Linked DNA regions of Homo sapiens: region 2 is linked to region 1. A link is an interaction called in ENCODE POLR2A ChIA-PET data of the cell type or tissue named here. Cell type or tissue: OCI-LY7. All regions are shown on one strand. Links, peaks and the distances in the headings refer to the core of each region. The heading gives the core; the rest is flanking DNA.

What was found. Peaks named below come from ENCODE experiments on the same cell type or tissue, not always from the same donor. Only the 100,000 strongest peaks of a DNase experiment are listed, where the experiment ranks them.
Region 2: POLR2A ChIA-PET joins it to region 1 with 12 read pairs; 2 of 35 experiments call an interaction of 5 or more read pairs at or near these places.

The regions. Positions count from the first base shown.
Region 1 is chr1:51,483,618-51,500,051 of GRCh38, forward strand. All of the region lies in intron 1 of EPS15 (epidermal growth factor receptor pathway substrate 15), which reads right to left. Among named protein-coding and RNA genes, the nearest start is that of EPS15-AS1, 26 kb to the right of the region's middle. In OCI-LY7, for the core only: no CTCF peak of the experiment used is centred there; DNase peaks (open chromatin) are centred at 6,986 and 8,084; H3K4me3 peaks cover 2,411 bases; H3K27ac peaks cover 2,410 bases.
Region 2 is chr1:51,361,482-51,377,915 of GRCh38, forward strand. EPS15 (epidermal growth factor receptor pathway substrate 15) reads right to left here. Exons shown (of 25, transcript NM_001981.3): 22 at 4,472-4,548; 23 at 2,385-2,547. It also overlaps the pseudogene PSMD7P2. Among named protein-coding and RNA genes, the nearest start is that of TTC39A, 39 kb to the left of the region's middle. In OCI-LY7, for the core only: no CTCF peak of the experiment used is centred there; no DNase peak of the experiment used is centred there.

The DNA.
Region 1 (16,434 bases), core at 5,364-9,363:
CAACATGGTGAAAGCCCGTCTCTACAAAAATACAAAAAATTAGCTGGACAGGGTGGTGCATGCCTATAATCCCAGCTACGTGGAAGGCTGAGGCAGGGGAATTGCTTGAACCCGGGAGGTGGAGGTTGCAGTGAGCTGAAATCACGCCACTGCACTCCAGCCTAGCAAAAGAGCAAGACTCCACCTAAAAAAAAAAAAGGCAGAGTCAGACGGATGTGGTGGTTCATGCCTGTAATCCCAGGAGGGGATTTGGGAAGCTATTGGGGGAGGATTGCTTCAATCTAAGAGTTTGAGATCAGCCTGGGCAATGTAGAGAAACACCATCTCCACCAAAAATGCAAAAATTAGCCGGGCATAGTGGCATGCATCTATAGTGTCAGCTACTCAGGAGGCTGAGGCAGGAGGATTGGTTGAGCCACGGAGGTCAAAGCTACAGTGACCTGTGATTGTGCCACTGCACTCTAGCCTGGGCAACAGAGTGAGACCCTGTCTCTCAAAAAAAAGTCAGAGTCAGGACTTAGGTGTCCTGCTCCCAGCTCTGTGTTGCTTCCCATATGCCCTGGTATGCCCAGGAAAATCTTGATTTACCGTCATTGTCCCAGCATCCCATTCAGCTTAACATATGTCTCCGATTTCCCATTTTTAAAAAGAAACTATTATTGGGCCAGGTGTAGTCGCTCGCGCCTGTAATCTCAGCACTTTGGGAGGCCGAGGCAGGAGGACTGCTTGAAACCAGGAGTTTGAGACCAATCTAGGCAACACAGCGAGATCTTGTCTCCATTTAAAAAAATTTTTTAAATAAAAAATTAAATTAAATTTTAAATTTTAAAAAAACTATTATCAATCATTATATCAAAATACACTAAAACCAGAATGGATTTTGTATCTCTACTGTGTATATCTAGTTTCTGGCCAAGTTATCAACTAGTAGTCTATAAGTGCTTTCACCACATAAACAAGTGATGAAATCTGGAAGAGAACTAGTGATAATTCCATCTTTCTTGTTCTGATTCTTTACAGATTCAACAAAACAACTTCTTTGCAAGGGGAGTGCATAGACTTACTGAAAAGTATCCTCAGACTTAAGCAACCATGGGCAATTAACTCTGTATGGTCTTGCAAAATATTAGGAGAAATATTTGACACTGGTGCTCCTGTTGGTTACCTGGTATGCCAGGCAGTGCAGTGGCATGTACAGTGACCACAAGACACACTAGGCCACCAGCTGGCTATGTCAGTGGGAAATTGCAGGTTGGGTGCAAATGAAGTATGTGCAAAGTCAATAGTATGAAAACTCTTAGATGGTTTTGTCATTTATTGTATTGTACAAGTCTACAACTGTTTATTTATTTTGTTGTTTGGTAACCATTTTATTATTTCATAAGCCTTTTCAGGAGCAATGAGCTATAAAGACATCACTGTATCCAATAAAAACTAAGCTCTAAATTTTCATTTCTCCAGAAAATAGATGGGCAGACAATTTGCAGAGAACCACTGAGGCAGTTTCTATTTATCATGGAGCTCTAGTGACATCACTATTAATGAGTCAGCTTCAAACGTCAACATTTATAAATGTTTTCATATTCCCACTGTTAAATTTTTAAGGATAAGACTGATACTGAATACAATAAAATAGTGCAACAGAGCAATATGTGTATTCTCCTTGCAACCTGTCATCGGACTTCCGAGGCTAGTACTTTCAAAAAACTACTTTATAAATCCAATCAATGTCTCAATAGTGAGTCTTTTTAAAAATAAGTCCTCTAGAAATTGGTTGCATACTGTTCAAAATCAGTTGGAAACCTTTAATCAAAAGTAAAGTTTAGTGAGCTGGGCATGATGGCGCACACCTGTAGTCCCAGCTATTTGGGAGGCTGGGATGGGAGGATCACTTGAGCCCAGGAATTCATGACCAACCTGGGCAACACAGTGAGACATCATCTCCTTAAAAAAACAAACAAACAAACAAAAACAAGTTTAATGAATAAAGCTCCAGAAAACCTTCAGCTTTTGAAGCTTTTAGCAAATACCAATTATTATCAACAAAGTTTGCCAAGACACTGAAATATATCCTTCAAAAGCAAGGAAGAACCGAACAAATTAAATGAGAGTTCAAATAGTACACGAGATTTCATTTTGAAATTTTATCATTATATTTTGGAATGAATTTTAGAAGTTCCATCGAGGGTCTTTTTTTTGAGATGGAGTTCGCTCTTGTCGCCCAGGGTGGAGTGCAATGGCACTATCTTGGCCCACTGCAACCTCTGCCTCCCAGGTTCAAGCGATTCTCATGCCTCAGCCTCCCAAGTAGCTGGGATTACAGGTGCCCGCCACCACATCCAGCTAATTTTTGTATTTTTAGTAGAGATGGGGTTTCGCCATGTTGGCCAGGTTGGTCTTGAACTACTGACCTCAGGTGATCCACCCACCTCAGCCTCCCAAAGTGCTGGGATTACAGGTGTGAGCCACCATGCGCAGTCGAGTCTTTCTATTTTTAAGTAGGTGAAAGAAAATTACAGGCCAGGCACAGTGGCTCATGCCTGTAATCTCAACACTTTGGGAGGCCAAGGCGGGTGGATCACCTGAGGTCAGGAGTTCGAGACCAGCCTGGCCAATATGGCAACACCTCGTCTCTACTAAAAATACAAAAAAAAAAAAATAGCTGGACATGGTGGCGGGCACCTGTAATCCCAGCTACTAGGAAGGCTGAGGCAGCAGAATTGCTTTAAGCCAGGAGGCAGAGGTTGCAGTGAGCTGAGACTGTGCCATTGCACTCCAGCCTGGGCTACAAGAGCGAGACTGCATCTCAAAAAAAAAAAAAAAAAAAAAATTAGAGAAGGCCTACAATTTTGCAACACTTAAATCTGGTGGAACATATAAAATAATCATAAATAGGGACAACTTATTTGTATCAAAGACAGTACCTTGTGACTAGATTGGACAATATAGGGAGATCCTGTCTCTATAAAAAATGAAAAGTAAAAACAGAGATTACCTTTAATACAGGCAAAAGGACACTGCCTGTGAAAATACTGAGACTGATATATTTATAATTTTCTTTTCTTTTTTTTCTTTTTTGAGACAGAGTTTTGCTCTTGTTACCCAGGCTGGAGTACAGTGGCATGATCTCCACTCACTGCAACCTCTGCCTCCCAGGGTCAAGTGATTCTCCTCCCTCAGCCTCCCGCCACCACACCTGGCTAATTTTTGTGTGTGTGTGTGTGTATTTTTAGTAGAGACGGGGGCTTCATCACGTTGGCCAGGCTAGTCTTGAACTCCTGACCTCAGGTGATCCATCTGCCTCGGCCTCCGAAAATGCTGGGATTACAGGCATAAGCCACTGCGCCCAGCCTATAATTTTCAATAAGAAAAAAATTAGAATTAAGAATATTCTCCATCTAGCAAAATTTTTCCTGAGCTAACTGGGGACAGCAGCACATATAAAGTATGTTAGCAACTAAAAACATTATTGGTTATAGTGAAGCATCAACTGTAGAAGTTAACAACCACAAGTATAAAATGTAACTCTGCAAAATACTGCAATTTTATGAAAAAATTAAAACTAGTAAAACCAGATGGAAAATCATATTCAGAAAAGTATCAGTGACACAGTATTAGTGACAGATTTGACCGAGAAACTGATAAAAATATTTATTACCAAAAATAGTTTGTTTTTAAATATTCAACTGAAGTCCATGTTAAAAACTTTGTTATAATGTACAACAAAATGTTTTAGAAATTGTTTTTGAAAACAGACTTTAAATGGAGCTATTTTATTGATCTACTAATGCAATAAAAACTATTTTAATGGTTGAAAAAAGTAAATATTCCAAAAATATATAGAATTTTAAATATTTGTAGTACCCCCTTTCATTCTCAAAAATGTACCAGTTTGAATGAAAAATTATATAGTCATCTACTTAGTTATGACAACAGTATAAATACTTTGCCAAAGACAGCAAATTAAATATGTTCCCTCAATAATAAAAAGTTAATTTTAATTGGATTTTTTGAATACAGGGAAAAAAAACCTCATACACAGTAAGAAATCCTGATCTCCAACCTGTGCCTTAATAATCCTCACATTACAGGTTCATTGGTTACTACCTAAACACATAGGAGAAGATATTAGCTCACCAAAGTGTTCTAAAGTACACCCTGTGCTGATAACTACACTAATGTGATACAGCTAAGTGAGAATGGAAAAAGCCATCCAAAGTGCCAAGTCACTCATCAAGCAAGATGATCAAAGAGTGTTTCTGGTGTGTCTCAGTAAAATTGGCTTTTGTTGTTATTGTCGGACTATGAACATGATCACTTTTTAGGCAGGGAAAAAAAAATCACATATAATGAATGAACAGAGGAAAAAATTGAAAGGCATAGCTTATTAAATGGTAACAATGATTATCTCTGGATAGCAAGATCATAAATGATTTTTACATTCTTCTTCATACTACTCTGCAGTCTCTGGAAACTCTGAGAATAAACACATCCTAATTATATAATAAGAATGAAACAATAAGGCTATTTTCAATCTAGAGAAAAATATAAAAATCCCCAAATGTGATCAGTATATAAAACTGCATATGAATTTTTAACAATCAAATTAATTTCTAAAGGAAAACTTTAACTCCAACTGTCAAAATCAAAATCTGACCTTTTACAATTCTGTTATTACAATTTAAAAGCAATTATATATTCATTACCTATATCATAAATTCTTACCAGCTGTCACAAAGTTAAATATTCATAAATGTCAGAATTCTTTTGAAAGAGTCCATTGCTATTTCTTACTAGTCTGAAAAATGTAAAGTACCTGTAAACAAGAGATGCTAGAAAGCCAATAAAGTTTTGTAAAAAAAAAAAAAAAAAAAAAAAACTCAGACTTTGTATCAGAAAGGTATTCAAAGCCCATTCTACTACTTCTTAGGTATGATCTTTAGTAGCTTATTTTACCTCCTTGAAAAGCCTGTTTCCTGATCTGGTTGGTTTTGAGACAGGATCCCACTCAGTCCTGGCTGAAGTGCAGTGATACAATCACACTGCTGCCTCAAACCTCTGAGCTTAAACAATCTTCCCAAGTAGCTGGAATTATAGGCATGAGCCACTACACCCAGCCTCTCCTCCTTTCTTTAGTAATAGTACCCCTAAGCTTTACATACACACACCTAGCTAAAACCTACATTTCCCAACCTCTCTTGCAATTTCAGTTATTCATCAATGGAATGATAAAAGAAATGTGTCCAACTCCGAGGATGTGCATCTAAAGAGAAAGGAAATGCCTTCTGACTCCTAACCCTTCTCATAGCTGGCTAGAATACAGATATAGTGACAGAATCTAGAGAAGCTATCTTGGATTGCGACGGAAAACATGGGAAAAATACAGCAACACGAGAAAAAAAGCCTGAGTCCCTGACACCATCATGAAGCTCCTACAGCACTCTACACCACCTACCCCACTTGGATTGTTACTTGTTACTTGAAATTTGTGATTTTGGTTTAAACCAATATCCTAACTAATGTAAAAAAAAAAAACAAAACAAAAGGAGGAACTGCTATTTTTGTTAAGGAAAAAATATGTTATTATAATTACATATATAGCTATAGAAATGTAAATATAATAAACTTTACTAAGAAAAAAATTTTTACAAAGTATAGCCTAGTATACCATATATATATATATATATATGTATGTATGTATGTATGTATTTTTTTTTTTTTGGAGATGGCGTCTCCCTCCGTCACCCAGGTTAGAGTGCAATCACGTGATCTCGGCTCACTGCAATCTCCGCCTCCCGGGTTCCAGCAATTCTCCAGCCTTAGCCTCCCAAGTAGCTGGGACTACAGGTGCACACCACCACGCCAGACTATTTTATTTTTAGTAGAGACAGGGTTTCACCATGTTTTGCAGGCTGGTCTCAAACTCCTGGCCTCAGGTGACTAGTACAGCATCTTAAGGTGTTTAGGTGGTATTATAATTCCCAGTCGTCTGTTTCCCTCTTGTATACACAGAGTATATAGCCTCTCTCTCTTTAAGAGTAGTATTAATATCCCTGCCTGTTGCCATGTGACTTGTGGTGTCTCTCCGTGGGTGTTCCAAGGGTGGGTTTGGCCATATAACTTGTTTTGGCCACTGAATCTGGGAGAAAGTTCCAGTTCCAAGTAGAAGCTTCAACAGCTATTGTGTGTTTCTGACAGGTCTTACTGTTTTCTCTCTACCAAGAGAACAATATGTCACAAATAGGGACTGCTCCTCCAGCCCGGATCCTCAAATGAGAAAGAATCACAGAGCAGAACCATAGCTGATTCCTAGGAAGCCTATAACGTGAAAAACAAATAAACCCTTCTTATTGTAAGCTACTCATATTTTGGCTTGTTTCTTAGTGCAGCATAATCTAGCAAATGTTAACACATAAGTAAATCAACACCAAAGTGTATCAAGTAGTAATAAAAAAGATCCCAGTTACTAAGGAAATTTATAGGTTAATAATTAAATGTCAAGAATTGTCTCATATGGAATTTCTGGTGTCATTTTTAGGGGAGGGTTATGTGGGAGGAGATATTAGAGTACATGACTTTGAGAGTACAAGATTCTCTAACACACAAAATAAACTGAAATTTTAAATGATTTAGTCTTATTATAAATGGTTACAGTACAATGTGGAAGGCCAGGCATGGTGGCTCACACCTATAATCCCAGCACTCTGGGCGGCCAAAGCGGGCAAATCACGAGGTCAGGAGTTCAAGACCAGCCTGACCATCATGGTGAAACCCCATCTCTACTAAAAATACAAAAAATTAGCTGGGCGTGGTGGCGGGTGCCTGTAATCCCAGCTACTCGGGAGGCTGAGGCAGGAGAATCGCTTGAACCCGGGAGGCAGAGGTTGCAGTGAGCCGAGATCATGCCATTGCACTCCCGCCTGGGCAACAGTGCGAGACTCCATCTCAAAAAAAAAAAAAAAAAAAAACAGAAGTGAAAGTAAAATAAAGAGACAACCTCTAAAACATAATGCCAATCTTTTCTCAGTTAATCACAAGGTCAGATACTAGGGAGTCGTCAGTAAATAAATTAATAAAATGGAGAGGGGAGTGGGTATGATTATAGAGGGTAACACAAAGGATCTTTGTGACAGAGCAAGTCTTTATTTTGATTACGCTTACAGTTACATGAACCCACACATAATAAAACTGCATATGGATAGAACTATATATGCAAACACACTAATGAGTATCTATAAAACCGGCAAAATTTAAATAAGGTCTGTGGGTTATACCAATGTCAATTTCCTGTTTTTGCTATTGCTGTAGTTATGTAAGATGTTACAATTAGGGAAAATTGGATGAAGGGTGCATAGAGCCTCTCGGTACTACTTTTTGCAACTTCCCATGAAAAGGCAGTATTGAAGACCAATGTGAAGTAGAGAGAAGGTGGCAAATCAGGCAGTAAGAACACTGTGCGATGGCAAATCAGGGCCAGGTAGTAAAAGGAAGACAATGGAATAGATTTTATCCCTTCAAATAAACCACTCTTTTTAGTTTTGCTCTTTAAAAAATTTTTTAGTCTCTTAATGCACACAATTTTCTGTAATTTGCCATAAAATTATTTCTGACATATTAACACATAAAAATTCAACTACTTAGAATTCCACCTTCTATTACTCCATTTTCAAGAGGGCTGAGAAATCAGAATGGGGACTAGCCACCACAGCCTTTCAACTCCCACCTCAACCACCACCACCACCCTTTAAAGATAGAATAGCAACTCCTAAGGCCAAAGTACTAAATGAATACACCAAGAGTCTATGTTTTTATACACATAGGTTTATAGTTTGCAAGACAGAACATTTAGAAGCTTTTGATAGGCTATCCATATCTAGAAAAGGCTTGTATATTTTACAATGTAAAAGAAAACAGGATGAAAACTAAGAGTAAACAGAAGAATGAAAAATAGTAAGGAGCAATAGTGATTAACAGCAATCCAAAGTGACAAGGAAAATAGAAACCGGAAGCTGTTTGCTTATTACAGAAGCTAGTAATAAGAGAAATTTGAGAAAGGAGAACAACTCTAAAGCTAGGGTGGAGGGCGTGGTGGGGCAGAGAAAGGCAAATCACCTGGGCAGTCCTCACCTTTAGAACTGGAGAGGGTGGGGAGTCAAGGAAACACAAGCAGCCACTTGAGCAGTTCCCTTACAGAATGCACAGTGCACATATTCCTCAGCTCTGTAATTCCCAACTCATTTAATTTTTTTTTTTTTTTTTTTTTGAGACAGAGTGTTGCCCAGTCTGTTGCCCAGGCTGGAGTGCAGTGGCACAATCTCCACTCACCGCAGCCTCCACCTCCGGGGCTCAAGTGATTCTTCCCTCAGCCTCCTAAGCAGATGGGACCACACCCAGCTAATTTTTGTATTTTTTGTAGAGATGGGTTTTCACCATGTTGCCTAGGCTGGTCTCAAACTCCTGGATTTAAGTGATCCACCTGCCTCGGCCTCCCAAAGTGCTGAGATTACAGGCATGAGCCGCTGTGCCTGGCCCTCATTTAATAATTTAATAGACATAAACTGGATGCTTTCTAGGTACAAGACAATAGGTTAAGGTGTCTGGAGTTAAAATAATCAGATAGGGCTCCTGCCTTCAAGGGCTTAAATTCTAGTAAAAATTGTAATGCTACCTTCTGCAAACACGCTAACATCTCATGTTTGTTCCATAACAAAACATTACAAATTGACTTAGCAGGCAAAGACCTAGGAATACTGTAAATACAGTATTCTAAAGAAAGTTTTCAAAATCCAGATAAAAAAATATATTTGCTCTGGAGATTCACTTCTTTCAAAAATGAAAGAAGAAAGGGACTTTAGAATAGACAAAAGAATTTCAAAGAGATAGTACAGAAAATACTACTGAAAAACGATGGATGTAAAGACCATATCACCAACTCAAACCAGTAATGGGCCAGTTTTTAATTGAATACAACTCAATTTGATCAAAAATCTAGGTGACATAGAGACAGAATGAAAGCAAAGTATAGCTTGGGTCTTTCATCAGAAGACTTAGTGAGCCCTATATACATCATTCTAGGTAGGCCAAAAAAACAAACAAACAAACAAAAAAAACAGATCAGTGGAAGAAGCATGATCTTTAAGCATGAATGACTAATATACGAATTTATAAAAATCCTCTCACCTCCTTTGTAGCCCCTCAAATGGCAGCTGTCAGGTTTTAACGACCTGCCTATCTCAGGTTTTAGAAATGTGAATAAACTCCTCTTTGCTCACCAGCAGCTTGTCCACATTACACTATTTAACTTCTTGTTTTAAAAAACAAAAACAACAGCCGGGCGCGGTGGCTCACGCCTGTAATCCCAGCACTTTGGGAGGCCAAGGCGGGCGGATCACAAGATCAGGAGTTCGAGACCATCCTGCCTAACACAGTGAAACCCCGTCTCTACTAAAAATACAAAAAAAAGGCCAGGCACAGTGGCTCACGCCTGTAATCCCAGCACTTTGGGAGGCCAAGGCGGGCGAATCATGAGGTCAGGAGATTGAAACCATCCTGGCTAACATGGTGAAACCCCATCTCTACTAAAAATACAAAAAATTAGCCAGACGTGGTGGTGGGCGCCTGTAGTCCCAGCTACTCGGGAGGCTGAGGCAGGAGAATGGCGTGAACCCGGGAGGCGGAGCTTGCAGTGAGCCAAGATCGCGCCACTGCACTCCAGCCTGGATGACAGAGCGAGACTCCATCCTCCAAAAAAATAAAAATTAGCCAGGCGTGGTGGTGGGCGCCTGTAGTCCCAGCTACTCTGGAGGCTGAGGCAGGAGAATGGCATGAACTCAGGAGGCGGAGCTTGCAGTGAGCCGAGATCGCACCACTGCACTCCAGCCTGGGCGACAGAGCAAGACTCAGTCTCAAATTAAATAAATAAATAAATAAATAAATAAATAAATAAATAAATAAATAAATAAAAATAAAGCTCTATTCTTTTGAGGCTCTTAACTTTCTTTTTTTGGGGGGTGGATGGGAGGACAGAGTCTCCCTCTGTCGCCCAGGCTGGAGTGCAATGGCACGATCTCGGCTCACTGCAACCTCCGCCTTCTGGGTTCAAGCGATTCTCCTGCCTCAGCCTCCCGAGTAGCTGGGATTACAGGCGTCACGCCTGGCTAATTTTTGTATTTTTTTTAGTAGAGACGGGGTTTTACTATGTTGGCCAGGCTGGTCATGAACTCCTGACCTCAGGTGATCCACCAGCCTCGGCCTCCCAAAGTGCTGGGATTACAGGCATGAGCCACGGTGCCCAGCTGAGGCTCTTAACTTTCAACTAAATTACTCTCTCCTCTTCCTTTTCATGTTAACTTTCAAGCTCCTGGTCTCTACCTCATTTACCTAAGGCTTTGATGGCTCACTGTCATCTTCTCTACCCCAACCCTACATCAAATTTAGTAATTTCAATTATCAATTTGCACAACCCATCCACAGCCTGGCTTCTTACTTCCTTGATCTCTTTAACTTCAAGAACCTCTCCAAAACACAGGATCAACAGTGAACACATATATTATGTCCCAGTCACCCTCCTTGTCCCATAGTAAAATCCTTCCTTGCCCTTCTATCTTCAACCAAAAGTGCTCCACCTCCTTAATCACTATTTCAAGCACCTTGTCCTCCAACCACAACCTCTTCTTCCAGATTATAATCCTTTGACCTCTATAAAACCTCTTATCCATGGGCCCAATAGACTTTGATCCCTCAGGCCCTCTCTATTTTACTTTCTCTTCCACCTTATTCAGTTTAGATTCTACAATTCATCATTTCAATAATTCTCCTGCCAATAACCTAAATTCCCTTGCTCCTCTTGTCTTATGACACCAATATAGCAAAATCCCAAACCTGAATGAAACCATCTAAAAACTTTTCTTTGATGCTGCAGCTGAGAAAGTCACTCAACAAGGTAGACCACTATTATAAATTCATGATCACTGTATCAGTTCACAAGGGCCATAACAAAGTACCATAAACTAGATGGCTCAGAACAGAAACTTACTGTCTCACAATCTGGAAGCCAGAAGGCATTAGGGAAGGATCTGTTCCAGGCCTCTCTCCTACTCTTGGTAGTTCTTTGGCTTGTGGCAGCCTACCTCCAATCTTCCCATGCCATTCTCCCTGTATGTCTGCGTTCAAATTTCCCTTTTTATAAGGATGCCAGTCATACTGGATCTGTGCCCCACTCTACTTCATATAACCTTAGCTAATTATATCTGCATCAATGTTATATCCAAGTAAGGTCACATTCTCCAGTACTGGCAAATTTTGAAGGGACACAATTCAACTCATAACAATCAGTAACCTCAATTCTTTCTGGCAAACCTACTTTTAAACTCATTCTCCACAGCAACTATGTCAGGGCAGAAATGTAACCTTAGTGGGACCTATTAGAAAGGGGTCCACTGGACTTGTAATTATAAAGTATGCAAGCCTGAAGCTTTATAATCATCTTAGTTCTACAACAGAATAATTTGCCTTAGAATGGAGCCAAGGTACAAAAAAAGAAAAACTAAGTAGTGACATCACTGTGACCCTGACACACCAGAAGCCAGGTCTACTAATGGACCTACCATTTATATAAACTAATGTTTTCTGCTTAAGACTGTTAGAATTGATGTTTCCTGTCACATGCAAACAAAAAGGTTCTGATATGAGAATGGATAAAACTGACAAAGTGAGTTTTATTTATTTTTATTTTTATTTTTTTTTTTGCTGGCAAGTATGTAGAGTAAGAGTTTTACAGTTCTTGACTGGTTTTGGGAACCATACAGAATACCAGTCAAGAAATATAAAAGAATAACCAAAGAATATAAATCAATAGAAATCTTTGGTGTTTTAATTCTTTTTATACTATAGACCTAACATTTTAAGAAATATGCCCATACAAATTTTTCAAAAAAATCAAGTGTAATTTAAAACAAACACCATTTCCTAAATAAATCAATTTCTTAAAGTGAACTAAGAAAACATATATTTTCAGCATATTTATTACTTGTTCCATTCCTTATTTCCAAACAGCAAAGAATTTGGCAAAAAAAAAACCTCTCCTTAATTATTTAAACAATAATGACAGTAATAACTTATAAAGTGGGAGAGATGGCAAGCCCTCAGGGTTTACTGCTGCCACCCAATTGGGTGGGATGATTAATAACCCAGAAATAACAGCTTTGATTAGTGAAAGGTGACATGGACTAGTCCAAGGTAAATAAACATGCCAATATTTATACAAACAAATGAAGAACAGCTTAGGCAAGGAGAAAAATATAAGCTCTGCACAAATGAGACCAAAAAATTTTTTCAATCAGTAATCAAATGTTGCTTTTTAAAATGGCAAGTTAAACTGTAAAGTATGAATTTAAATAGCACATTTTAAAATCATATACACAGTGTTTCACAGCTTCATAACAAATAACATACATTGAATCTCATTAAGCATTTCCTATACTCCAAGTACTAGTCTAGGCACTTACACATTAAGCCCATTTAACCTGAGGCACATACTATTATACCCATTTAACAAATGAGGAAAATAAGACATTAACTGAGTAACTGACTCAAAGTTACACACCTAGTTAAGTGTTGGTAACAGGATTAAAATCCAAGAAGTCTGATTCCAGGACTTTCACTCTTAATCATTAAGTTTGTTGCCTTTATAATCAATGTTACTATTATTTTCCCCATTATCGTACTAAGCTCTTTCATATGAATTGTAACATTTGAACTTGATAACACTCAGAGAAGTATACCATATTCCCCCAATTCTAAGAAACCTTTAGTTGTAAGTGCCACCTTCCATTTAACAAAAGCATTACCAAAATGAATAGATAATTTAAAAGCATACTTTTTATTCACCTACAATTGCATACATTTATTCATCATTTTCCCCTAGTATCATAAACAAACATTAAGTCAAAGCTTTCTTCACATTCAAAATCTGAAGATTCTTCTGAATTGCTTTCGGCAATTATGCCCAGAATCAGACAGACTTGCTGCTTCATATAATTTAGGCCTCACTTCTAACACTGATCTCTTCAGTATAAAGAAATATTTTAAAATACTGCAGTTTTCTGTTACATTTCCTTTTTTCTATTTTTTTAAACTGTTAATTTTTAAAATTCACTCCATTATAGTCAGAACTTGAGTAACAGTCACTGGATAACATATCAACTTCTCATTTAGCTTTTAAAATTCTACAATGTTCTCCAAGAGTTTAACAATTACTACTATCTAATGTCTACTATGTGACATATGACAGTGGACACTTCGATTCTGAGTTCTAGAATTTTTTTCAGTGCCCTGTACCCTGAATGGTGCTTGACACATAGAAGATAATAAATATTTTATAAGTGAACAAAAATGAAAGAATGAAATGAGTAACTGAATAACAAGAAATCTTCTGCATTCTGCATACAGAAAAAAGCTATTCAATGTTACATATAGAATATTTTTTAGAAGACACTTAGGAGTTCAAATTTAAGTTAAAATTCAACTTCATGTAGTTCTACAAATGCAACTCAACTGAAGTAATCATTTGATGAATATTTCTATGTACTACCAAGTACATACATACAGAGCAATGATGACTGCCATCACAACTAACTCCTCTAACCAGTCAGCTAGCAAATTTCTTTTGTCATTCTCATCCATTTTAAGAAGCAGAAAAATAAAACAGGGTTATACTAAAATTGAGGGGAAAATCCCCTTCTCAGATGAGATAAACTTACAAGGAAAAAGATAACTTGTCCAAAGTCACAAAAAAGTTAATCATGACAAATGCAAAGAAAAAGCTCAATATGACCTAATGCCCTCGAAATGATACATGGATATGGTGACTATGATGCACATTTTATTTATAAGCATACAACAAAGGGTGAGAAATACTCATTAATCAGCCAAGCAAGGCAGCTTGAATAGGCCCACACCCAATTCACGCATCTTAGAAGTATCATGACATATAAATATTCGTTAAATCACACATATCTTTGCAACAGTCCTCTGGCAGCAGCGAAAAATATCACTTAAATCAGCCACTTAAAATTTTAGTGTGAGGTACCGTGGCTCATGCCTGTAATTCCAGCACTTTGGGAGGTCAAGGCGGGCGGATCACGAGGTCAACAGATGGAGACCGTCCTGGCCAACATGGTGAAACACCATCTCTACTAAAAATACAAAAATTCGCTGGGCATGGTGGTGCGCGCCTGTAGTCCCAGCTACTTGGGAGGCTGAGACAGGAGAATCGCTTGAACGCAGGAGGCAGAGGTTGCAGTGAGGCGAGATTGTGCCACTGCACTCCAGCCTGGCGACAGAGCAAGACCCCGTCTCAAAAAAAAAAAAAAAACTAGTGTGTATTGTGAAGTATAAAGGTGATAGATTCAAATAATGACATACAGATTCATAATTAGGAAAAAAAACTTAAACCCCCCTTTTCCAACTAGTCGATAAGATAACAATGTCACTTCTCTATATTTGGATTTTATGCTTTTATCCTCAAAAAATTCTGCCTGACCATTGATAAATTCACTTATCCAACTCATAAAAGGTACAATGGAACAAAGAGACCTAAAGAAACACCCACATACCCATATATTTCAAATGGTTCATAAATTTTCATTGATGATATGATCTTAGGTACGGTGCTCAGTGGTATCAATGTTGTATAACCATCACCAGTTGGTCCCCAATTTACAATGGTTCAACTTAACAATTTTTTAACTTTACAACAGTACAAAAGCAGTAAGCATTCAGTAGAAACCATACTTCGAGTACCCATACAACCATTGTTTTTCACTTTCAGTATTCAATAAATTATATGAGATGTTCAAAATTTTATTATAAAACATGCTTTGTATTAGATGATTTTGCCCAATTGTAGGCTAATGTAAGTGTTCTAAGCACATTTAGGGTAGGCTAGACTAAGCTATGATGTTTGGTAAGTTAGGCATGTTGAATGCATTTCTGACATATGATATTTTCCACTTACTATGGGTTTATCAGGATGCAACCCTATTGTAAGTTGAGAAGCATCTGTATTTATTTCCAGATTTTTTTCATCTTTGTACTCATTATACAAAAGCTTCTCACTCCTCTCTCCCCCAGTCACCTGGTAAATACATTTCTATTTCTGTCTTTATGAATTTGCCTGTTTTGAATACCTTATTGCCACAGTTTGAATGTTTGTGTCCCCAAAATATTCATGTTGAAACTTAATCTCCAATGCAATAGTATTAAGAGGTGGGGCCATTAAGGGGTGATAAAGTCATAAGGGCTCCTCCCTTGTGAATGCAATTTAGGTACGTATCAAAGAGTCCTCCCAGCACTTGCCTTTTTTTGCCCTTCCTTCTCTTCTGCCATGTGAGGCACAGCATTCATCCCTTTTACGCCCTTCTACCATATGAGGATGCAGCAAGAAGCATTATCTTGGAAGGACAAAGCAGTCCACATCAGACACTGAATCTGCTAGCACCTTGATCCTAGACTTCCTGGCCTCCAGAACTGGAAGAAATAAATTTCTGTTCTTTCTAAATTGCCCAGTTTTTGGTATTTTGTTATAGCAGCAAAAACAGACTAAGACACATATAAAAACAAACATAATATTTGTCCCTTTGTGTTTGGCTTATTTCATTTCAAGTCTTCAAGGTTTCTTCATGTTGTAGCATGTATGATAATTTTAATCCTTTTCTTTTATGCATGCACCACATTTTTTTTTAATTCATTTAGCTCTTCACGGACACTTGGGTTATTTCTACCTTTTAATTCTTGTGAATAATGCTGCTATAAACATTACTGTACAAGTATGTGTTTGGATCCTTGCTTTCAATTCTTCTGAGTAGACAGCTGGGAGTGGAATTGCTGAACCATTTATTTTGAATTTTTTTCAGGAACTGCCATGCTGTTTTCCATCAGCTCATTTTACATTCCCATGAGCCATGCACAAGGGTTCCAGTATCTCCAAATTCCTTCTTTTTCTTTGATAAAAGCCACCCTAATGGGTATGAAATGGCTTCTCATTGTGATTATAATTTGCATTTCCCTAATGACTAATGATGTTGAAAATTTTCTTGTGAACTTACTGGCAATTTGCATATCTTCTTTAGAGAAATCTCTATTCAAGTCCTTTTCTCATTTTTGTTCTACTTTTTTATTATGGTAAAATACACATAACATAAAATTGTACATTTTCAAGTACAGAATTCAGTGGCACTAAGTATATTCACATTATTGTGCAACTATTTCCACTATCCATTTCCACAACTTTTTCATCATCCCAAACTGGAAATCTGTACATGTTAAACACTTAACTCCCCTTCAACCCCTTGTTACCAATTATTCTACTTTCTGTCTCTATGAATTTGACTATGCTAGTTACCACATATACATGTAATCGTACAATATTTGTCT
Region 2 (16,434 bases), core at 7,552-11,551, 120 kb before region 1:
GAATATTGTCTTAAATAGCTACACCAACAATTTGTCCTCAAATTCTTCACACATGATCTCTCAAATAGATTCCAGCTATGTGCAGCTAATGAAACAAATAGCAAAGTAAGGATGGGCCAGGAATCATATTTTTGTCCAAAGACTGAATCCCACCATCCCCTAGCCACACCCAAGCAGCATGTTCCCAAAAGGAGAGACGAATGGATTAAACAGAAGGAGAATAATAAAGAATAAAGACAGAAATGGCCTGCCTCTGCTGTTACAGCCCTCAGCCTGATAACAGTTATCCACTAGTGGCAGTAAGAGCAAATGACCTCTGAAAACTGGGAAAATTCTTCTGATTTTTCTCTAGTTCTACATACAATACCTAAGAGCATAAAATTTTTAAATTACCGTAGTAAAATGCTGCCAATTTTTTGTTATTTACTGTATTTCAAAATGAAGAAAAAATGTTTTGAAGCCCAGGGCCTAAATCTTTGCGGTTGCTGATCAAATAATCTCTGACCAAACAATAGTATTCTGTCCTATTAGTCACTCACTAATTCATTACCATTTTCAAACAAGTTCTCTAAGTCTTACTTAAACTTAGTACTTCTTGAAGAAAAGATAATAAAAATAGGGGTCAAAATATCTCCAAATATATTTTTTTCCTAAAATGCATAAGCTGGTAATAGCAATCATAACAACAGATTCCATCACTGTAGCTGCTTAGAAAAGATGCTCATATCTCAATGGATTCTTCCAATAATCCTGTGAAAGTAGGCAAAATTAGAATTACTGCCAACATTTAATAGCCAAGGGTCAGATATATGAAATTATACACTTAAGATCATAGTTAGTCAGGGAACATCCAGAAACAGAACCCAGATATTTAGACTCCCAGTTTAGTGCTCTTTCCAACAAACCAGTCTTTTCCTTAATCTTTTTACAATGATATACAATTACTTGGATGAAGATTCTTAGATTGAGCAAAAACACTAGCATATTATTTTACTTAAGATTTAAAAAAACAACCTCACTATTGGCATCATGCAAGTTGTAAAAACTTAAATGTGCAAATTAACCATTATTTATTTTTAAATATATTCTGATAACCTCACTTCTAGAAATATATGACATAAGCTACCTTTCCTTAGAAGGAATCACTTAACTCATTTACCTGATTTTTCAACAGATTATCGGATATTTACAATTGTACATGCAATTCTTTCAGTCAAAGAAAAAAAACCTATCTGCTCAAGACCATGGAAAGGTTATGATGAAAAGGCAATATTAATCTGTAACTACTGAGACTGAAAATTTCCCAAGGAATGAGGTATGATTTAAAAAAAAATATACTAAGATGTGTCTTCTCACATAATACCCCAACAGCACTACAACTACTCAAGGAATTATCCTTTTAGCCACTTATTATGACCTAAAAACAAAACAAACTTTCCTTTGTATAGTGCTAAACATATACATACACACACATACTAATTATACATAGAAACAAACAAAAATAAGAAACAAATCACTATTAGAAAAGAGTCTTGGCCAGGTGCAGTGGCTCACACCTGTAATCCCAGCACTTTGGGAGGCCGAGGTGGACAGATCACTTGAGGTCAGGAGGTAGAGACCAGCGTGGCCAACATGGTGAAACCCCATCTCTGCTAAAAATACAAAAATTAGCCAGGCATGGTGGATCATGCCTATAATCCCAACTACTCGGGAGGCTGAGGCAGGAGAATCCCTTGAATCCGGGAGGCTGAGGTTACAGTGAGCTGAGATCATGCCACTGTACTCCAGCCTGGGCAACAGAGCGAGATTCCATCTCAAAAAAAAAAAAAAAAAAGAGGAATATTTTAAGTTAGCTAAAATACCATTTTCCTTCAAGAAAACCAATACTTTGTTTCAAATCACTGTATTGCTGAATTCTGGATACTAAAGAGGCCATATATTCTCACATTAAAGGATTTAAGGAAGACTTTATACTTTACAGGAAAAGGACTTTGAAACAATCTTCTCTTAAATAAATTATAATTAAAACACCAAAGTACAGGAAACTGCTATTCAAATGGATAATCAATGAGTTTCCAAAAGGCAAAAAGATTTTCTTGACACTTTCCCTTTTCCATTGATTGCCTCTCTGAAATGATTAAGTTAAAAAAAAGAAAAGAAAAAAGGTCTTAGCAGAAAGACAGCTCATGAAATTTATACATGCTGACTTCTTAAGTGCATGTCTGTAATTCAGCAGTTAGGTCAGAATGAATGACAGCAGCAGGCTTCTGACATATGTTTGACTTGTTTCACTTAAAGCCATTTATATAAGTAAGTTCCGCACAATACTTTTCAGAAAGAGAAAAGCCATGCAGTTGACTGAAGAAAAGTACCAACTCTCATACCAGGTGGTAGAGGGCAGGGTCTTGTTGGAGTTCCGATCTTTGGTGGCAGTGCTGGGGGTTCATCTTCACTTTTGACCGATGTTTCCTCAAATACATTTTTTGTAATCACTACGTTGCTGACAGAGCTCGATGTGGCTGAACGAAAAGGATCTTCATTGTTGACCTTTGTTTAAAAAGAAATGGTTATACATGGCTATACCAAGCAAATTGTGGTAGTCATGTAGCATTCAGAATAATGATTTCAGTATTATACAGTTTTATTTATTTTAATTCTGAGAACACTGAAATTTTAACCTTTGCATTCAGGGTCCAATGGGAGAAATTTCTGAAAAAAAAGTTATTCTATATGAGGAGTGATTCTAACATCATTACTTATTAAGATTAACAGATCAAACCAAAAACAGCTCAATCTAGATTAAAGGTTTGTCAAGCTTCAGGAAATATTCAATGCAAAAACCACCTGAGGCCCATTTTAAAGGGACTGTATGCCTTTCCGCAAACGAATATCTGATCTAAATGGTAATCAAAGGAAAAAAAATGGATTCCATACGTCCTAATGAACTTAAATATAAGATTTAATACTAATGCAAGGAAAATGGCATCTTGACAAACTATAAGGACAACTTGAAAGTCAATTTTTTTTTTTTTTAATTTAAAAGGCAGGAGTCTCCCAAGCTGGAGAGCAGTGGCACAATCATAGCTCACTGCAGCCTTGAACCCCTGGGCTCTAGGGATCCTCCTGCCTCAGCCTCTCGAATAGCTAGGACTACAGGTGTGTACCACCACGCCTAGTTATTTTTTTAATTTTTATTTTGTAGAGATGGAGTTTCGTTATGTTGCCCAGGCTGGTCTCGAACTCCTGGGCTCAAGCAATCCTCCCATCTCAGCCTCCCAAGATGCTGGGATTACAGGCTTGAGTTACTGCACCCAGCCTGAAAGTCAATTTTTTGAAGCAAACTGATCCCATAAAAGGATAATTTTTTTTTTTGAGACAAGGTCTCACTCTAAGGTTGGAGTACAGTGGCGCAATCTAGGCTCACTGCAACCTCTGCCTCTTGGGCTCATGTGATCCTCCCGCCTCAGCCTCCTGAGCAGCTGGGATTACAGGTGCGTGCCGGCATGCCTGACCAATTTTTTGTGTTTTTTGGTCAAGACGAGGTTTCACCACATTGCCCAGGCTGGTCTTGAACTCCTGAGCTCAGACAATCCACCTGCCTTGGCCTCTCAAAGTGCTGGGATAACAGGCATGAGCCACCGCGCCTGGCTGGAATGATAAATCTTAATGTGTGTCTGAAGACCCTTTCAAATATGTAACAAAAGATTAACTTTTCTATAATGAATCAGACTTCACAATTTTACATTTATTTAGGTAATGCTCAACATTGACATTTCAGGCTGGACGTAATTGCATATTGTGGGGGGCTAGAGAGTGGACTGTATTAAATAGCATCCCTCATCTCTATCCACTAGATGTAAGTAGCATCTCCTATTCAATTGTGAAAACCAAAAAGGTCTCTAGACATTGCCAAATGTTCCTCTGGTGGCAAAATAACCCTCAGTTGAGAACCAAGGAACCAACAATCTAATCCTCCTTTTCTCTTAGCCCGAATCAATATCACAGCCACAGTGGAAAGTAAATAGTGGACATTTAGTACTGGACTTTGTGTATTAATTACCTTAATACTGGCCCTAACAACCTCAGAACATAAAATCAAGTAACCAATACAGAGAGGACGAAATAAAAACCCAGATTTTACACCTATTGACCCAGACAGTCAACAGGGGGAAAATGTGGTTCAATTGGGAGAAACATGTTTAAAAAGACAGAAGACTAAATATGAAGTTGTTAAGCAAACATGCCAACAGAAAATTATAATTACCTCTACCATCAATACAGTCTAGTTATATAAAGAAATATGTCTACTTTAACTATATGTTATCTTTCATTTCTATCTGAAATCAACATTTGCTGTGATTTACTGAAATCAAGTTGCAACTTTGTGAGAGGACTATATAATTGAAAGGAGGATTGTTCTTTTGGTGGAAACACAGTATGTTTTCCCTTCCCATTAATTACTGTAGATTACCTTTGACAATGTGCTGAAGTCAGCAAATCCACCTCCAAATGATTCATTCCCAAAAACAGAAGCAAAGGGGTCTGTGGCTAAAATGAATAAAGAAAATAAATGAAACAGGACAGTAAGACATTTTTTTTTTTTGAGACAGAGTCTCACTCTGTCCACCCAGCCTCAAGAGCAGTGGTACGATCATGGCTCACTGCAGCCTCAATCTCCCAGGCTCAAGTGATCCTCCCACCTCAGCCTCCTGAGTAGCTGGGACTACGGGTATGCACCACCATGCCTGACTAATTTTTGTGTTTTTTGTAGATATGGGGTTTTGCCATGTTGTCCAGGCTGATCCCAAACTCCTGGGTTCAAGTGATCCTCCTGCCTCAGCCTCCCAGAGTGCTGGAATTATAGGCATGAGCCACCAAACCCAGCCAAGGCATCAAATTTCATGTTTTCTTTTGGTTAATCACATTCAGACAGTTGAAAACATACAATCTCAAATATTAATTCCTGAATTTATGACTGACACCCACAAAGACAGACTGTATACTGATAACCCCACAAGATGTATTCCTTTGTATAAATCAACTGATGAATGATTTATAGGTAAAGTAATAGCAAATAAAGTAATGATTTATAGGTAAAGTACAGGTAAAGGAACAACTAGATGATTTATAGGTAAGGCTTTGGAACACATTTCAAATAATATAGCTCCTATGAACTTAAATCACTGCTAATAAAGACATCAAGAAGTACAAAAAGCTAATATAATACCATTAATGCCACATTTCACACTCATCCTTCAAGACATATTTCAAATGCTACCTCATCAACAAACCCTGGAGTAACTTAGGTGTCACTACTTCCCACAGCAAGAAGTAATTTTTTCCTTCTCTGCGGCACTAATGGCATTCTAGTTTGTACCATGGTTACCTGTAATTGATCACCTTTATTAGATGGTAAGGTCCTTGAAAACAGGCAATAAGTCCTATCCAAAGAATGGACAGTCAACAAACATTTGTTGACCATATACCAAGTCTGAGAAAATAAAATGATACAAATTTCTACCCTTGAAAAAGTTCAGTCTAGTAAAAGATATGTAAACAAATAATAATAAAACAGTCTTATATGGGTTATGAAAGAGGTATGAAAAACCTGTAGTGGGAGTCACTAACTGCCTGGGTGAATCTGGAAACGGAGCAAAGAAGCCATTACATTCAGCTTTTAAATAAAATCTTTTGAGTAAGAAATGGAGTTTACCAAATAGATAAACACGGGGAAGAGAAACCAGGCTACCAGGCAGAAGGAACAGTAACTACAAAAGTATATTTAACAGGCCAGGTGCAGTGGCTCACGCCTGTAATCCCAGCACTTTGGGAAACATAGGTGGGCAGATCACTTGAGGCCAGGATTTCGAGACCAGCCTGGCCAACACAGCGAAACCCTCTCTCTACTAAAAATACAAAAAATTAGCTGGGCGTGGTGGTGCGTGCCTGTAATATCAGCTGCTTGGGAAGCTGAGGCAGGAGAATCGCTTGAACCCAGGAGGCGGAGGTTGCAGTGAGCTGAGATCATGACACTGCACTCCAGCCTGGGCGACAGAGCGTGTCTGTCTCCAACAAACAAACAAACAAAGTATATTTAATCAATGTTTCACAGGCCTGAGAAGTTGTTTCTTCCATCACATTGCACTTACCAAGCAGACTAACATTTTCAGCTGGAATGAATGATCTACTCTGAGATAGGCTTCACCCATTCAGGTGTAAGGGCTACCAATAACGTCAAAGAATGTTTATAGGAATTGCTGCCTGATACAGGAAGATGGAAAGAAACAAAGCAAACAGTTGGAAAGGAAGGCAAGGAAAGAACTGCAAAAGAGAAGGCAAGACAAAGAGGCACAGAAAAGTTCTCCTCAGGCCGGGCACAGTGGCTCACGCCTGTAATCCCGGCACTTTGGGAGGCCGAGGCGGGCAGATCACCTGAGGTCAGGAGTTTGAGACCAGCCTGGCCAACACGGTGAAACCCCGTCTCTACTAAAAATACAAAAATTAGACGGGCATGGTGGCACACGCCTGTAATCTCAGCTACTCAGGAGGCTGAGGCAGGAGAATCACTTGAACCTGGAAGGTGGAGGCTGCAGTAAGCTGAGATTGCGCCACTGCACTCCAGCCTGGGCGACAGAGCAAGACTCCGTCTCAAAAAAAATAAAATAAAATAAAAAAAGAAAAGTTATCCTCAAACTATTCTTAGAACAAAAGTGTGCCTATCCGCCCATTTGAATGTGTAAAGTGTGCCCGTATCTCTAAAAATGAGTATATCTTGGACATAAAAAGAGGAGCAAAGAAGATACACTATTTTTGTTTGCTTTGTCACCAAACATTTCGTCACCAAGACAGCTGTAGGCAAAGGGTAGCCCAAGTGGGAAAAAGGAGTGGGTGGAAGCATAGAGAAATCAGGCCTTTAGGGATATACCAGCAACTCTGATCCTGAAGAGGATGTTGGAAGTTCAGGGTTATAGGAAATCCTATAATTCTAGCTATAAAAGATGGCCTTTTCATTGATACATATCTGCTGAATCCTCAGCCTAGGGCCCAGCCTCATCATAGGTAGTTTCAGGGTTTCCCTTCTTTCTGTCCTTTTCCTGTTATTTTTCTTTTTTGTTTCTTTTTTTTTTTTTTTGGAGATGGAGTCTCGCCTGTGTCACCCAGGCTGGAGTGCAGTGGCACGATCTCGGCTCACTGCAACCTCTGCCTCCCAGATTCAAGTGATTCTCGTGCCTCAGCCTCCCACGTAGCTGGGAATACAGGTGTGTGCCACCACACCTGGCTAATTCTTTCTTTGTATTTTTAGTAGAGACGGGGTTTCACTATGTTGGCCAGGCTGGTCTCAAACCTCTGACCTCAAGCAATCTGCCGGCCTAAGCCTCCCAAAGTGCTGGGATTATAGGCCACGTGCCCGGCTCCTGTTATTTCTGATGCTGAGGTAGCTAAGGCACAGCCTGAGTGGGGTGAAGATGCTCTCCCTGACTGCTGACAAGGGAAAAAGAGTTGGGCTCATTTCACTTGTGGGACTGAAAATTTGCTTCATGCCTTTTCTCTGTCCTGTCCCACAGCCTTTACAAGTCACAACATGTGTGCAATAGCCTCAGTTAGGTCAGATTTGACTGGAATATTGTGAAGCATATATTGTGAACAAAATTAATTTTAAAAAGGACACTTCTATATGAAGAATATATAGTACCTTACTAAAGAGTTTTTCTACACTTTCCTCATAAATGACCTATTTAGCACTAGTCTAAACACTGCAGAAAGACAAATCTTAGATGAATGACAAATAACTTTCTCAGATACTGATCATGGTTGATTTGAGGCAGAGGCCCGTTCAGAAAGCAGGACTCAATGAGTTCAACTTGTTCAGATCACGCGTAAGATACCTGCTGGGGGGAGTTCCAGAAACACTTTTAGAGAAACCATGCAGGTGACTTTCTTCCTCTTGGTGTACACAGGGGCTATGAGCCAGCAGAACTGGGCTTTAGCTGCACTTATGACCTCATTAGTACCGCCTTTCCCCAAAGAATAAAGGTAATGAATGCTTTGGAAAAATATATAAAAGTATAATTTAAAAATCATCCCTAAATCTCACTATCAGAAATAACCCTTATGAATATTTCAGCATACTTCTTTAACAGCCTTTATTCCTGGTATTTTTTTCTTACATATTTGAGATCATGCTATGCTGATACGGTTTTTTGTGAAGGTGTACATGAAAAAGCTACATTTTAGGTATATCACTTTTTATCCCTTACCCTGATTTAATCACAGTACTCATCAGTATTTGACATATATTTGTTCATTGCCTATCTTTCTTATACAAACTCTATGAAGACAGGAACTTTGTTTTGTTCACAGCTGTATCCTCAAGGCCTAGCACAAGGTCTGGAAACTAGGAGATGCTCATATTTGTTGAAAATATGCAAAGAAAAAAGGGACAGAAACTGTCTATTAAGAATCGTCCAAACAAATATAACATTTCTTAGCATAACCAGATGAATAACAAGGAATAAGGGAAACCAATTTTAAGGCTCACAAATAATTCCCTGAAAAACAGCTATCTACCAGAAATCTTGACATATGCCACATAACAATGTTTGGTCAACAACAGGCTACATATATGATGGTGGCCCAGTAAGATTATAATTGGGCTAAAAAATTCCTATCACCTAATGACTTCATAGCCATCATAATATCCATAGTCCAATGCATTACTCATGTGTTTGTGGTGATGTTGGTGTAAACAAACCTACTGTGTTGCCAGTCGTATCAAAGTATAGCACACACGATTATGTGGAGTACACAATGCAGGCTGAGTATCCCTTATCTGAAATGCTTGGGAGAAGGAGTGTTTTGGATTTCAGATTTTTGCAGATTTTGGAATATTTGCACTGTATATGCTTATAAGTTGAGTACTCCAAATCCAAAAATCCTGAAACCAAAAATGCTCCAATAAGCATTTCCTTGGAGCATCATATCAGTGCTCAAAAAGGTTTAGATTTTCAAATTTTAGATTTTTCAGACCTTGGATGCTCAACCCGTATTTGATAATAATAATAAACAACTATGTTACTGGTTTACATATTTACTATACTATAGTTTTTAATCGTTATTTTATTATTATTTTGTTTGTTAGGCTGTTTTTTTTTTTTTAAAGACAGAGTCTCACTCTGTAGCCCAGGCTGGAGTGCAGTGGCATAACCTCAGCTCACCGAAACCTCCGCCTCTTGGGTTCAAGCAATTCTCCTGCCTCAGCCTCCTGAGTAGCTAAGATTATAGGCACGTACCACCATGCCTGGCTAATTTTTGCACTTTTAGTAGAGATAGGGTTTCGCTGTTGGCCAGGCTGGTCTCGAACTCCTGACCTCAGGTGATCCACCCACCTCAGCCTTCCAAAGTGCTGGGATTACAGGCATAAGCCACCATGCCCACCCTATTTTGGTTTTTTTGAGATGGAATCTTGCTCTGTTGCCCAGGCTGGAGTGCGGTCGTGCGATCTCATCTCACTGCAACTTCCACCTCCCGGGTTAAAGCGATTCTTGTGCCTCAGCCTCCGAGTAGCTTGCATTACAGGTGTATGCCACCACACCCAGCTAATTTTTTTTGTATTTTTTAGTAGAGATTGAGTTTCACCATGTTGGCCAGGCTGGTCTCGAACTCCCAACCTCAATCCACCCACCGTGGCCTCTCAAAGTGCTGGGATTACAGGTGTGAGCCACTGTGCCTGGCCAATCGTTATTTTAGTGTTCACCTTCTACATATACAACAAATAAGTTAATTGAAAAAGAGCCTCAGGCAGGTCCTTCAGGAGATATACCAGAAGAAGGCATTGTTATCGTAAGAGATGACAGCTTCATGTGTTTGACTGCCCCCAAAGACCTTCCAGGGGGACAAGATGTGGAGGTGGAAGACAGTGATATTGATGGTCCTGACCCCGTGCAGGCCTAGGCTCATGTTTGTTTGTGTATTAATTTTTTTTCCTTTTTTCTCTTTTGCATCTTACATTTAAGAAAAAAGTTTAAAAGTTAAAAAAAAAAAGAAAAAAAAAATTTAAAAGTAGGCAAAGTTTAGATATACAGAAAGAAAATATTTTTGTACAGCTGTATAGTGTTTTAAACTAAAGGTTTATTACAAGAGTCAAAAAGTTCAAAAATTTTTTAAAGTTTTAGAAAGTTAAAAAGTTACAGTAAGATAAGGTTAATTTATTATTGAAGAAAAATGTTTTTTATAAATTTAGTGTAGTGCAAGTGTACAGTGTTTATAAAGTTTACAACAATGTACAGTGATGTCTTGGGCCTTCACATTCACTATTACTTGACTCACTGACTCACCCAGAGCAACTTCCAGCCCCGCAAGCTCCGTTCATGGTTAAGTGTCCTATACAGATGTACCATTTCTATTTTCTATACTGAATTTTTACTCTATGTTTAGATACATAAATACTTACCATTGCGTTACAACTGCCTACAGTATTCAGTATAGTATTCAAGGCTGTACAAGTTTGAAGCCTAGGAGCAATAGGCTATATGACGAATAGCCTAGGTTGTGTAGTAAGCTACACCATCCAGGTTGTGTCAGTACACTTTCTGATGTTCCCCTAACCACACATTTCTCACATTTTCCCATCATTAAGCAATGCATGACTATACATAAATTCATACCTGCCCATGCACACACATTTTTTTCATTAAAAAATTAAGTAGTCTTCACAGGAGTTGCTGCTACTGCTGGAGTTTGTGGGTTGCAGGGAGCTAGGCCTAGTGGGCGGTGTGTGTCAAGATGTCAGAGCTGGCAGTGCAGAAGGCAGTGGTCCACCTTCCGGTGCTGCTCAGTGTGGTGGATCATTTCAACCGAATCAGCAAGGTTGGAAACCAGCAGTGCATTGTTGGTGTGCTTTTGGGGTCATGGCAGACAAAAGTACTTGATGTATCCAACAGTTCTGGAGTCCCTTTTGATGAAGATGACAAAAATCATTCTGTCTGGTTTTTAGACCATGATTATTTGGAAAACATGTATGGAATGTTTAAGAAAATTAATGCCAAAGAATAGTTGGGTGGTACCACACAGGCCCTAAACTACACAAGAGTAACATTGCCATCAATGAACTCAAGAAAAGACACTAACCTAACTCAGTATTGGTATTACTGACTGAAACTAAAGGATCTGGGGCTGCCCACAGAAGCATATATTTCAGTGAGAGAAGTCCATGATGATGGTGCTCCAACCTCAAAAACATTTGAGCATGTGGCTAATGAAACTGGAGCAGAGGAAGCTGAGGCAGCTGGAGCTGAACACTTGTTACAAGACATCAAAGATGCTACAGTGGACAGTCTTTACCAGCTGATCACAAAGAGGTCCATGGTTTGAGGAGGCTGAACTCCAAGCTTCTGGATATCAGGAGCTACCTGGAAAAAACAGCCACAGGCAAGCTGCCAATCAACCACCAGATCATTAGCTGCAGGAAGTCTTCAATCTGCTGCCAGACATCAGCCTGCAGCAGTCTGTCAAGGCCTTGTACCTGAAGATCAACGACCAAATGGCAGTGGGGTACTCTGCCTCCCTGACACATTCCATAGTTGCCCTACACAACTTCATCAACAACAAGATTGCCAATCAGGATGTAGAGAAGAAAGAAGGGCAGGAAACAGAAGGGAGCAAAAAGGATAGAAAAGATGACAAAGAGTAAGATATAGATAAGGAAAAGAGTGATGTGAAGAAAGAAAAGAAAAAGGAGAAAAAGTTAAAGATGCAGCTTTTTAAATTTGTAAATTAAAATCTTATAAACTAAACCAGTATGTCACTAGAAGGTTCTTGTTAAAAAGCTGTCCTGATTAGAGCTCTATGCCTCGGGTCACTCTTGAATGGATAGAGGGACTGATCTCAAACCTAAACTGCAGCATCAGCTGCTATGAGTTGAGGATAAGATAGCTCAGGCTTCAGATTGTATGAGAAAAATGAAGAGAATTCAACATAACATTTTTGGTACTCCTCATTCTTCTATTTATAAAACCAGGAGTTGAATTATCCCCATCTTCAAAGACTCCTGGGGTGTATTTCTGGTCTCATGGGGGCTGCTAAATGGAATGCACGAATTTCATGTGTTCTCTGCCTCATAACACCTTGAGTTCTGACCCTTCTGAACTCTGCTGAGAATAGTGCATCATGTTTTGGACCTGTAGTTCTGGCATTCTCAGGATTTGGGATCCAGTTCCACATATTATTTACCTTCAAAGACACAATTAAATGGCTTGAGGTCAGGAGTTCGAGACCAGCCTGGCCAACATGGTGAAACCCTGTCTCTACTAAAAATACAAAAATTAGCCAGGCGTGGTGGTGCACGCCTGTAATCTCAGCTACTTGGGAGGCTGAGGCAGGAGAATCACTTGAACCCAGGAGATGGAGGTCGCAGTGAGCCGAGATTGCACCACTGCACTCCAGCCTGGGTGAACAGAGCAAGACTCCGTCTCCAAAAAAAATTAAGTGAACTTGAAGGACAGTCACAGCTTGTGGTTTCTGGAAATGATGAAAATTAAGAGAAGAAATATGAAAGAAAGCAGAGGCTAAGTAAATACATGAACACATATACGTTTAGCCTGAGTCATTGCCTGTAAAAAGGAAAACCTACTGGGTATTTTACTCCTGCTGGAGTCAAAGATGCTCTAGGGAGATCATGAGCTCCCTTCTATATCCTCAGGATGTTATAAAGATTTAATTAACAGTTGGGAAGTTCTGCATTTTCTGTCAGGAGTTAGTAAAATATTCCACACAAAAAAATTTCTGGCACTTAAACTAATCTCACAATAAAATGGAAAAATAATTTTTATAAAGTACATGTAGAAAGTAAGTATCCTGCCGGGTACGGTTGCTCATGCCTGTAATCCCAGCACTTTGGGAGGCTAAGGCGGGTGGATCACCTGAGGTCAGGGCTTCGAGACCAGCCTGGCCAACGTCTTTACTAAAAATACAAAAATTAGCCGGGCGTGGTGGCGGATGCCTGTAATCTCAGCTACTCGGGAGGGTGAGGCAGGAGAATCGCTTGAACCTGGGAGGCGGAGGTTGCAGTGAGCTGAGATTGCGCCATTGCACTCCAGCTCAGGCAACAAGAGCAAAACTCTGTCTCCAAAACAAAACAAACAAACAAAAAAACCCAGTAAGAATTCTAAATTTGCTTTCCTTAGTTTTCTTTCACAGTCTGCAATGTGTCTATTCACCAGAAGCAAATGCTAACAAGATCTCAATGTGAGGCAAAATATTTAACATACCTTTTTTGAGATGGAGTCTCGCTCTGTTGCTCAGGCGAGCAACATCTCTCAGGTTCAAGAGATTCTCCTGCCTCAGCCTCCCAAGTAGCTGGAATTACAGGTGCATGCCACCATGCCCAGCTAATTTTTGAATTTTTAGTAGCCATGTTGGCCAGGCTGGTCTCAAACTCCTGTCTGCCTCGGCCTCCCAAAGTGCTGGAATTACAGGTGTAAGCCACCTCGCCCAGCCATAAAATATTTAATATACTTCTTTTTTTTTTTTTTTTTTTTTTTGAGATGGAGTCTTGCTCTGTCGCCCAGGCTGGAGTGCAGTGGTGCGATCTTGGCTCACTGCAAGCTCTGCCTCCTCGGTTCACGCCATTCTCCTGCCTCAGCCTCCCAAGTAGCTGGGACTACAGGTGCCCGCCACCACGCCCGGCTAATTTTTTGTATTTTTAGTAGAGACAGGGTTTCACTGTGTTAGCTAGGATGGTCTCAATCTCCTGACCTTGTGATCCACCTGCCTCGGCCTCCCAAACTGCTGGGATTACAGGCGTGAGCCACCGCGCCCGACTATATTTAATATGCTTCTATCCCTATGATAACAAGTATATTTTAGAGGTTGGAGTAGAGTTATATATAACATTTAAGAACAAAAATTTACTGGCATGTTTTTATTTATTTTGAAAGCTTAACAATTCCCCTGTTCCGTAGGATCAATCTTTTTGCCTGGTGGAATTCTACCTAGTGGAAGAAAATAATAAGGGTAGAAGGGTACCAGTAAGGTGGGTAAATGTCTTGTGTTTGTGACTTGGGTATGTAACATCACCTCTCAGAATCTCAGTAGTTTCCAGAAGTTGGGATTTTATGAACAAGTAAACTAATTAAATAAATACATTAAAAACCTATATACATATCTCTTTTTCCCCATATAAAGTTTAAAAGATATTTAGGAACCACTGACCTGAATGACCTATATAATAATAACTAATTCTCCTTCTCCATATTCTCATAATTAAAAGTTTTCATGTCAAGTGGAATTACATTTAAGAAGACAATGTAGGAAAAGACTTACGTTGTAACTAAAAACAAAACAAAACAAACAAACCAACATAAATACATAAATAGGGCAAGAACAGGTTTGCCAACTTAACCATAGGAACTGAAAAAAACAGTCCATTCTTCATTTCACAAACAAAAGGATTTTAAAAAGAAGAAAAACAAACTTAGCAAGTACTGATACAGAAGTTGCAGCAAGTTATCCAGAAGTCTAGCTTAGATAATTGATCTATAAAGGTGGCTACACTAAACAACAGATTTTCAATGTAGACAAAGCAGTCTTCTACTGGAAGAAAATGCCATCTACAACTGTCATAGCTAAAGAGAAGTCAATGTCTGGCTTTGAAGCATCAAAGGACAGGTTGAGTCTCCTATGGGGCTAATGCAGCTGTGGCAACTTTTAAGTTGAAGCCAATGCTCATTGACCATTCTGAAAATCCTAAGGCCCCTATGAATTAAGATAAATTGACAGTAGAAATAAAATAACAAAGCCTGGATGACAGCACAGCTGTTTATGGCATGTTTTACTGAATATTTTAAGCCCATTGTTGGGATCCACTGCTCAGATAAGAGATTTCTTTCAAAATACTCCTGCTAGGCTGGGCACTGTGGCTCACGTCTGTAATCCCAGTACTTTTGGAGGCCAAGGCGGGCAGATCACTTGAGGTCAGGAGTTCGAGACCAGCCTGGCCAACATGGTGAAATCCTGTCTCTACTAAAAATACAAAAATCAGCCGTGTGTGGTGGCATGTGCCTGTAGTCCCAGCTACTTGGGAGGCTGAGGCAGGAGAATTGCTTGAACCTGGGAGGCAGAGGTTGTGGTGAGCTGAGATTGCACCACTGTGCTCCAGCCTGGGCAACAGAGGGAGACTGTCTCAAAACAAACAAACAAACAAAAAAACCCAAAAATCTGCTCACTGACAATGCACCTAAGTCACCCAGAGCTCTGATGAAGATGTATAAGGAGATGAATGTTGTTTTCATGCCTGCTAACACAACATCCATTCTTGCAGCCAGGCAGTAATTCTTGCAAATCAAGGAGTAATTTTGACTTTCTAGTTTTATTATTTAAGAAATACACTTTATAAGGCTATAGCTGCCATAGACAGCCATTCCTCTGATGGATTTGGGCAAAGTACACTGAAAACCTCCTGGGAAGGATTCACCATTCTAGATGCTATTAAGAACAATGTGACTCAGGCCGGGTGTAGTGGCTCACGCTTGTAATCCCAGCACTTTGGGAGGCTGAGGCGGGGTGGATCGCCTGAGGTCAGCAGTTCGAGACCAGCCTGGCCAACACAGTGAAACCCTGTCTCTACTAAAAATACAAAAAATTAGCTGAGCGTGGTGGCGGGCGTAATCTCAGCTACTTGGAAGGCTGAGGCAGGAAAATCATTTGAACCCAAGAGGCGGAAGTTGCAATGAGCCGAGACAGCTCCATTGCACTCCAGCCTGGGCAACAAGAGTGAAACTCCGTCTCAAACAAAACAAAACAAAAACAGTGTGACTCATGGAAGGAGGTGAAAATAGCAATAGTAAGAGGACTTTGAAAGAAGTTACATCCAACCGTCATGTATTACTGATGGATTCAAGACTTCAGTGGAGGAAGTAACTGCAGACGTGGTACAAATTAGTAAGGGAACTTCAATTAGAAGTAGAGCCTGATGATGTGACTGAATTGCTGAAATCTCATGATAAAACTGGAACCAAAGAGGAGTTGCCTCTACAGATAAGAAAGTGATTTCTTGAGATAGAATGTACTCCTGGTGAAGATGCTGTGAACATTGTTAAAATGAGAACAATGGATTTAGAATATTACATAAATTTAGTTCGTGAAGCAGTGGCAGGATCTAAAAGGACGGATACCAATTTTCAAAGACTATCTTGTGTGGGTAAAAGGCTATCGAACAGTGTCACATGCTAAAAGAAATCGTACAGGAAAGGAAGAGTCAATTGATGTGACAAACTTCAGTGTTATTTTAAGAAATCGCCACAGGCACCCCAACCTTCAGCAGCTAACACCTTGATCAGTCGGCAGCCACCAATATCGAGGCAAGATTCTCCACCACCAAGAAGATTACAATTTGTTGAAGGCTCAAATAATCATTAGCTTTTTTTTTTTTTTTTTGAG